2 separate regions of the Mus musculus genome follow, and region 2 is linked to region 1. A link is a loop called in an ENCODE intact Hi-C map of the cell type or tissue named here. Cell type or tissue: heart. All regions are shown on one strand. Each heading gives the region's core, and the rest is flanking DNA. Links, peaks and the distances in the headings are about the cores only.

Region 1 (4,340 bases), core at 228-4,227:
TTTTCGTTCCTGGTTTCTCAAGCAAGCTAAGATTCCTGTGTAGCCCCTTTGCTTGCCTTAAGAACTCACCCAAGTGCTGGCACTCACCACCCCTTAAAATGTACTTTTATAGAATACAACGTCTAAGGTTTCCCCACAATGTAGCCTGCTGCCTCACCATGGTCTGCCCGGACGGTGAAGGAGCCACCCGCAGACGACTCCCAGGCATACTGCTCATCATCATTGTGCTTCGTGATCACAACCACTTTCTCTGCAACTAGATAGGCCGAGTAGAATCCGACACCAAACTGCCCGATCATGGAGATGTCTGCACCAGCCTGCAAAGGGTTTGAAGTAAAGAGGATCAGCAACATGGTTCTTGGCCAAGTATAACCATCTGCTGCGCAAGGTAACAATCAGTTCAATGTCCAGAGATCTAGGGGTCAAAGCTGTCCTGACCAACCACTTGTACTTTTTTTCTAATAAGTGTCCTAATATGTAATACCCTAGACAGACAAATTTTAACTTAAGCAGTAACAAATTAGAGGACGGTGTGGATGAAAGGCCACACACCTGGAGAGCCTCCATGAACGCCTTCGTGCCAGACTTAGCAATGGTTCCCAGGTTATTAATGAGGTCAGCCTTGGTCATGCCAATGCCTGTGTCCACCAAAGTCAGCGTGCGCTCCTGAGGGTTGGGGATGATGTCAATTTTCAGCTCTTTCCCACTGTCCAACTTAGAAGGGTCCGTCAGGCTCTCATATCGAATCTTGTCCAGGGCCTGTAGTAAACGCAAAAAGCCAGATTATTTTATTTTTCCAAACAGTCCCTCCCCCTTCAACATCAACTGAACTGTTCTTCTCAATCACTCCCACACACACACACACTTCCGTGAAGCCTTAGAAATTCAACAACAGAATACTCACATCTGAAGCATTAGAGATCAACTCGCGGAGGAAAATCTCCTTGTTTGAATAGAAAGTGTTGATGATGAGGGACATGAGCTGGGCAATTTCTGCCTGAAAGGCAAAGGTCTCCACCTCCTCCTCTCCATGGTGCACTTCCTCAGGCATCTAAGAATGAAAGAATTACTACTAAGGACCATTATAGACACACATTTTAATATCCAGCTCAAACTTCTTTAGTCTGGGAAAGTATCCAACCCAAAGAGACAAGAGCAGCCATTTTCTTTAAAAAAGGACATTTAAGCTACAATGGCCAAGACAAAAATGACAGAAAAAAACCTAAAAGATGGGTTTTCCAGAACAGATGCCCAAAAGTCAAACTCTTGAACATTGGCATGTTCAGTGCATAGCTCACTGACTCTGAACAGAACACCTGGCAATATGGTAAAAATCCAGACTAAGTTAACAATACATAAAAAAGAACCTCAAGCAACCCCTGGTACTCACACCCCTTAACTACAATCTCCTCATTGGGGTGAGGAACAACTTTAACAGAAAAAGCAGTCTTTTTTAATTTTTATTTTATTCCACCCAGCAGGGCAAGAGAACCTTGAAGCTGTAGTCTGGGAGGCGCTCACGGGGCAATTAAATCAGGACAAAGAAATCAAGAGCTCCACCGTGACCACTCACTGTGCAGACTTGCATAGGCCGGAACCCAAGTAAAATGGTGGCCCAGCCGTCCAACGACCCTCGTCACTGCCGGACATGCGTCGGCAGGAGCCACACGGGGAGGGGGCGCCATTGAAACCCTCCCACCGCCCCAGCATCCGGGCACTGGGGCGGGGCGCCCAGGCTTCCAGAACAATCTGAGCTCCGGGGAGGGGAGGAGAAAGGGAGGGACCTAGGAATCTTCTCGTGCCTGCTCTGTCTCTCCTCCCCCGCCCTCCACTGGGAGGGCAGAAAGATCTGGAAAGGGAAAGCGCGGTGGGTTCCGGCGTCCCTGCTGTGCACCCCTCCCCAAAATCAAGCACGTTGGTACCGGCGGCGTCCGGGGGAGGCAGCCAGGCCAACCTCCCCAGGCCTTGCTGAGTCACGCAGAGCAGCCCGCCACCGCGCGGACCCTGCAGCCGCGCCCGGAAGTGGAGGGCAAACATGGCAGCGTCCCGGGTCGGCGACTACCACGTGCGGCCGCCCACCACCTGGCCGGGCCGCACCCCCACCCCACGCTCCGGGGAATCCACCCGCCCCGGGGAGCCTCGCGTGCAAGCCCGCCGGGGTACAGCCCGAACCTCTAACCTCTAGACACGTTATCTCCACAGGCTGCCCCGCCGGGGAAGGAGGCTTTGGGACAGATGAGATGGAGGCTGGGACCCCGGGAAGAAGCCCCCGGAGAGCCGCCGGGGACGAGAGACCCCGGCCTTACCTTGACGGGAAAGCCGAGTAGTAGTACAGAGCAGGGTGGTGGGCCCGGACCAAGTCCGACTCGCACGGCAAGCCTAGGCTGCGCGGGGGTGACTCAAGAGAGCTCCCGAACGCCCCCGACCGCCCTATATAAGGCGAAGCACAGCCCGGGCCCCGCCCTTGGATCCCTCCGCCTTAAAGGAGTGGCTGCGGGCCACGCACCTGCCGCCGCCCGCCCACCTTGACGTCATGGTAGCAGATCGTGGAGGGGGCGGGGAGGAGCGGGACCCCGGGCCTGGTTCCTGAGTCAAGGCCAATTCAATATCGTTTTGCACATCCCCCATTTCTGCAGGAGTAGGACATGTCCCCCCTCAAGATGAGCAGGGAGCATGCATATGCAATTAGGGATGTATCTGCGGGCGAATACCCTACGGACTGCCTCAGAAAACTCAAGGTAGGCGCTTCCACCCCCCCACCCCCCAAGAGTCCAGAACTCAGGGGACTGAAAGAGAATGGAGGTGGCCAACTCGGCTGCCATTTCCAGACCCGATCTTACTAGAATGTTCCCTACAAATCGCACATCAAGAGAAAAGGATGATAAATTCCTTGTCCAACTTTAAGGAGGCCCCCGATTCCCCCATCCCCACCCTCCCGGGTACAGCACAGCTTCAGGCTGGGAGCCGCTTTCCCCGAGGGGAGGGGCACGGGCCTGGGCTGGTAGGGACTCTTTGGCGGCCTGCGGCGGAAGGATCAGCAGCGGTGGTGCTGCGATTTCTTCCAGCAGTTTCTAGGCCTGTCTCGGCGGTCTCCACCCCTCCCCCCTAGGCTCCACCTCCCCTGCTGCGGCGGGGGCAGTGTCTTCGTCGCCGCTTGGCTGGGTGGCTTTTTTTTTTTTTTTTTTTCCCCTACCTTGATCTTACCCTGGGAAGAAATTTTCCCCAAGTCTGCCTACCGTGGGCCAGGGTTGAACGACCCTCCACGCGTGGCCCTAAGAGGCCCACATAACAGTGGGGGAGTGGAGCGCAGAGGGAGGGATAGCTGACCTGGATCGGTCACAGGGCACGGGGGCTGTGGGGGTGAGTGACTGCGGACACCTTCTAGTGAACAGAGAACCGAGCTAGCAGCTTGCGCTACTGGGTAGAACACTCCCCACCCCTCAGCCTCCCCGGTCTCCCACGTACACAGCGCGCGGGTACGTGCGCCCTCCCTATGTGAGCACAAGCTGTTTCTCAAGCTGGTTTCGCTTCTCTAGCCTCTTCCCTACTGCATGCAGCTCTTTGGACCTAGAGAGGAGCAGGTCCCAGTCTTTTCAGAGAAGCTGGAGTTCTAGGCATCCGCATGAAGGTGCTGGTCACAGGTTGGCCCAGTTCCAGGAGCCAGAAAACCAAGTTGTGCCAGTGCCTCTGTTCTAAAGGTGGCCTGCCATGTCCTTCAGCTGGCAATCTAGCCTTGCCTTTTTCCAAGGCTGCATCTGGAAGCTTGTTGGACTGATGAGCCCTCCAGTAGAGGATGGGCACTCAGTGCTCTGCTATCTTAGCTCATGCTGGCTTGTGTCCCCACACCACCGCCCACACCTTTGTTCCCGGTGCTTGCCTGCAGTCTGTCTAATGTGCATTCATTGTTAAACAGTAGTTGCTTTCTCCTTGCCTCTGTCTACTTCGTCTGTTATCATCCCATCCTGCACTGTCTGTTAGCCTCTCCTTAATTCTGTGTGTGTGTGTGTGTGTGTGTGTGTGTGTGTGTGTGTGTGTGTGTGAAGCCCATAAAGAAATCAATATATGAGGAGACACTGGGTAGGATTGCTCAGAAGGCCCTAGGGTGTTGCATTGATTCCTAATCTGAAACCAGAAACTTCAACACTCAAACCCTCTCAGCAAAAGGAGCCTAGCTGATCCCTGGGCTGGACATTTAGCTCCAGGGTAGTGTTTCCCTAAGACCCACCAATCCTGGATTCCCTAGTTCACAAACAGCACTGACTACCTCTCCTTGGCCTCTGAATGGTTGAAAGCTACTCTGTATATTTCATGGACAGGAAAATGAAGGTCTCTGTGAATAA
Region 2 (4,340 bases), core at 126-4,125, 630 kb after region 1:
CATGGTACTGGAGCAGTCATTGAGAACTTTATATCTTGATCCAAAGGCAGAGAGAGCAAACTGGGCTTCGGGGTGGGTTTCTGAAACCTTAAAAACAGCTCTTCCAACAAAGCCATTCTTCTAATTCTTTCCAAACAGTTCTACTAAGGACCAAGTATTCAGACATACAAGTCTACGGGTCTGTTTTCACCCAAACTACCACAGTGCCTAACAATGGACTTAGCATCATCCATCACGGAGAAATGAAAATTAAAACCAGAGAACAAAACACCAACAATGTACATCACTACGGGGAGAGGACCAAGGAGTATTCTAGTTGATTGGCAGATCTCAAACATAGATTTAGGGAAAAGAGAAGAAAATGTTCTGTATCAATCAACCTCAGAGTGAAAATATTCAGGAAAAAAAAGCATGCAATGAAAGCACCTGGACACTTCCCATCATTCTCTAAAAGATACAAGTTATCTATTCACACAGTTCCAGGTGTTACAATTTGGAGTATTTGGGGAGTGTTGCTCAACTTTAGAGCTCTTTCCTAGCATTCTCAAGTCCACAACTTTAAACCTTAGCAAGTGTCTCTGTGTGCATGTCTACGTATGTAATGGCATAAATTGGTCATATGCCAGGAAGGGCATCCTGGAATCTGGAAATTCCAAATTATTCTGTGAATTTGGAAAGATAATAAATATATGTAATATCATAGCATTCATGAAGAGTTGGGGGTGTCGGTGAGACAGGGTCTCCCTGAGTAGCTCTAGCTACCCTGTAACTCACTCTGTAGACCAAACTGCCTCCTGAGTACTGGGGCTAAAGGTGTGTGCCACCATAAAAAGCAAATTTCAAATCTTGAAATACTTTTTAGAAACATTTGGCTATGGAGCATGGTGGCACAGATCTTAAGTTCTAGCACTCAAGAGGCTAAGACAAAAAGGTTTGAAGTTCAAGGCCAGACTGGGTTACATAGAAAGTAGGAAGAAAACACAGACACACATAAATGAAGAAGATAATCTAACACTATGTAAATATCCCGTTTCTCTGCAAATTTTCAATAACTATGCAACTATGAATAGATCCGACCTGTGAGGACTACTTTGTGATGTTTAGTGATTTTCTATTTGTGCAATTTCTTTTTTTGTTTTCAAGAATGGTTCTGAATGCCATGTAGTCCAAATCGGCCTCAAAACTTGCTCTGCATCCAAGGATGAGCCCCGAGCTGCTTGCTCCTCCCACCAAACGCTGAGATGACGCAGACAGTCTTAAAGGCTCTCGAGACAATTCCAATGTGCAGTAGCTTTGCATACCAATGGCCTATCACAAATAATACTTTACAGAAACACAGGAAATTCATGATTTAAATACAAGAAACAGGTTATACAGATGAGTGAGCTAGCACCCAACTGTAACTTTAAACAGTTATTTTTCAAATAAACAATCACATTGAAAACAGTGCCAAGCAACTACTACTACAAAGCTGCAAAATTACTGTAAAGAAAATAATTAAGAAGATACTGAATGTTCAAAGCATTAACACCTTACAAATCTCGCCCCTCACCTAAAACAAAATGATCGTACGTTTAGAAACCTTTTACACTTAAGTCAGGCGTCCTTGTGCTCTGGCGTGGCTTTTCTGTAGTACTGGAACAGATAAAGCTAGAAGGTGGCAAATGTATTGTCGCAATCAATACAGGATAAGTACCATATTCAATATAAATATCAGAGGTAAAACTGGAAGCGAAGCTGTGATTTAAGGGCAACAATTTACTAAGTGGAAAAACACCTCCTAAAACATATGCAGGATAAGAGATGATACAGCCTTAAGTCTTTTATGTGTTCCTTTCGTACTTTTATGTATTGGCAAAGTCTGCACAATGCCAAAACGTAAAAGACTACGTAAATTTGGGATGGGTTTTGTTTCGTGAGGCAGGGTCTCACTTTGCAGCTCAGTCTGGCCTCAAACTGGAAGCAATCCTCCTGCCTCAGCCTCCCAGAGGTATAGTTGGGATGCGTTTTCCAACATCTCAGTTCATCCCATTCTGTACAAAAGCACGTTTGGGAGTCGGTCGTGTAGTAAGACGCACGAGAAAATATGGACCAGTGAAGAGGAAGGTTTAAAAATTACAAGAAAAACTCTTTCTACAAGAAAACTCTCCTTAGAGACACTCTTAGAGCCTTCTCTCCCAGTAAGCATGCTTTTCATTTCGGCCCAGTCACCCCCAAGTAAAAGCGACAGCCAAGGCTTCAAAAGCCATCCGATATAGCGATCCCGAGCCGTGTTTTAATGTCCTTACCAAGGCGACACCTGTCAAAACTGCCAAGAGCGAAGCTGCGGGCTCCGGGCGGAGTCCAATGACAGCGTCTAGATGTCGTCGTCGCCTTCCCAGGAGCAAGTGAGTGTAATCTGATAACACAGATCCGAGTAGGTAGCCCTAGGCTCCCGCCGAGCCAACAGCCCTTCCAGCCTGCAGGTTTACGCCCCACAGCAAGCCCAGAGGAAATTTGGAGTTCAGCACCGCGCGCGCCGCGAGGGACGGTTGACGCGCCTGCGCACCGCGGAACTTCCGTTCCCCAGCCCCGCCCCGCCAGGCGCGGCCGTCACCCGAAGCGGCCACTTCCGCGCGCGCATGCGCCGTGGCGGCTCCGGCGCATGCGCAGCGCTGGGTTCTTCCCAGCTCCAACTTCTGGGACTCACGCTCCTCCCTCCCGTTTCCCCACCCCCAGCCCGCCGCGGCCCGGTATCAACGTGTGGTCCCGCCAGGGGAACTGTGCGTAACCTCGTGCTCCCGGGACGCCGGTGGGGTTCCCGGCTCTAGCCATGGAGATGGAGCAAGTGAACGCGCTGTGCGAGGAGCTAGTGAAAGCGGTGACGGTCATGATGGACCCCAGCTCTACCCAGCGCTACCGGCTGGAAGCCCTCAAGGTAGCTGGGGTCCTGGCGGCCTGGGCCTGCCCCGAGAACCCTATCCCAGGCTTCCCTCACGGCCTCTCCAAACTCAGTTTGTCTCCTGCCTATGCGGCCTTTGATCTTCCCACTGCCCGTGGGGAGGGTGGCTTCTGGTCGCGGCCCTCACCTCCTCCCACTTGAGTCTTTTCTTGCCTGCGCGCTTGCCTTTGCATCACACGCAAGGGTCCCTAACTGTTGCACATCTCCTCGCCATGTCTCAGTGGCTTTTTTGCCCACTCCTCACTTCTCTTCACTCTAGATCACACCGCGGTCTCCACCCACGCAGGCTGTGCCGGCTCTGACGCCGGGGCAAACCCCACATTCCCTGGCGTTCCGGGAGCGCACGTGCAAATTCCTGCCCCAGTGCCACCTTCATTCTTCCCTGCTGATCACTCCAGACTTGTGCTGATTCTAGATCCCCGTGTGTCCATTTTCTTACATCCTTACATACCTCTATCTTTCGAGTCTTGGCCATCTCTGGGCTAATTTGTGACGCTCCTTCCTCGTTTATACCTGTGAGATAGTCTCCGGCTGTTTTTGCGCGAAGACGAGCTTTACCACCGGCTTTGCATTTATTTGCACCGGGGCACTTTGGTTTCCTGGAAGTAATTCTCTTGCGTCCCGGGTGCTCTCTGCGCCAGGGTCTAGTTCAGCTTTTGCTATTTGGGAACGCTAATACCTTCAACAGAGCTTCTCTCTATTAGAGTAAGCGCCAACATATAGATGTATGTGGCACAGGATTTGGAATCAAACAACTCTGTTTGCTTTGTCTTTGATTGTGAAGAATTTTACATAGGCAAAGAAACAGAGCACCAGAGTGATCCCGAATAGGCCTGTGACCTAAACTCAGATGATACACAGATTTGCTTGTTCACTGACTCCTCCTGGCACCCTTAGTTTTGAAAGCTAATTCTAGGGGTTGACATTCAACTTGTATGGGTATATCTCTAGCATTTTTTTTTGTACTCTCTTAGATCCAGTTTAGTATTAACATGACTAATATCTAAATGGAGAGTGTCAGTATTACTAATCTAGATTTTCGCATCTTAAAAATACAGCTAAAAGGACAGCAGGTAACCCCTGCTACTGGGAAGACTAAGGCAGGGGATACAAAGTCAGGCAGCTATCAGAGTGACTTAGTAAGACCTCCTCTCTCAGACAAAGTAAGCAGAAGAGCCCTGGGAGATGGCATAGAGGGTGGAGCTTTTGGTGCCTGTTTATGGCTGAGGACTGGAATCCAGGTGGAGGGGAGGAAGAGACTGATAAAATAAATCCCTGAGTGGACTCACCAGCCCGTCTAGGCAAATCCTGAGCTCTGGGTTCTCAAAACAGCAGAGAGAAAGACATTCAACTTCAGCTTCTGCCTTCCACTCAAATGTGCAGCTCCATCATCCATGAA

The links. A loop is a pair of places that touch in the nucleus more often than their neighbours do. Peaks named below come from ENCODE experiments on the same cell type or tissue, not always from the same donor. Only the 100,000 strongest peaks of a DNase experiment are listed, where the experiment ranks them.
Region 2: a loop joins it to region 1, with 4 times the contacts of the local background. A loop is called at or near these places in 1 of 42 quality-filtered maps.

Annotation. Positions count from the first base shown.
Region 1 is chr17:45,570,861-45,575,200 of GRCm38, forward strand. Hsp90ab1 (heat shock protein 90 alpha (cytosolic), class B member 1) reads right to left here and starts at 2,401. Exons shown (of 11, transcript NM_008302.3): 1 at 2,307-2,401; 2 at 905-1,051; 3 at 553-759; 4 at 158-317. The coding sequence starts at 1,051. Gm35399 (a long non-coding RNA gene) reads left to right here and starts at 2,455. Exons shown (of 2, transcript XR_385595.1): 1 at 2,455-2,536; 2 at 2,637-3,930. In heart, for the core only: a CTCF peak has its summit at 1,959; DNase peaks (open chromatin) are centred at 1,741, 2,461, 3,051 and 3,431; H3K4me3 peaks cover 3,810 bases; H3K27ac peaks cover 3,069 bases.
Region 2 is chr17:46,200,109-46,204,448 of GRCm38, forward strand. It overlaps Polh (polymerase (DNA directed), eta (RAD 30 related)), which reads right to left and starts at 2,533. Exons shown (of 11, transcript NM_030715.4): 1 at 2,289-2,533. It overlaps Xpo5 (exportin 5), which reads left to right and starts at 2,703. Exons shown (of 32, transcript NM_028198.3): 1 at 2,703-2,917. The coding sequence starts at 2,813. In heart, for the core only: a CTCF peak has its summit at 2,492; a DNase peak (open chromatin) is centred at 2,613; H3K4me3 peaks cover 3,066 bases; H3K27ac peaks cover 2,069 bases.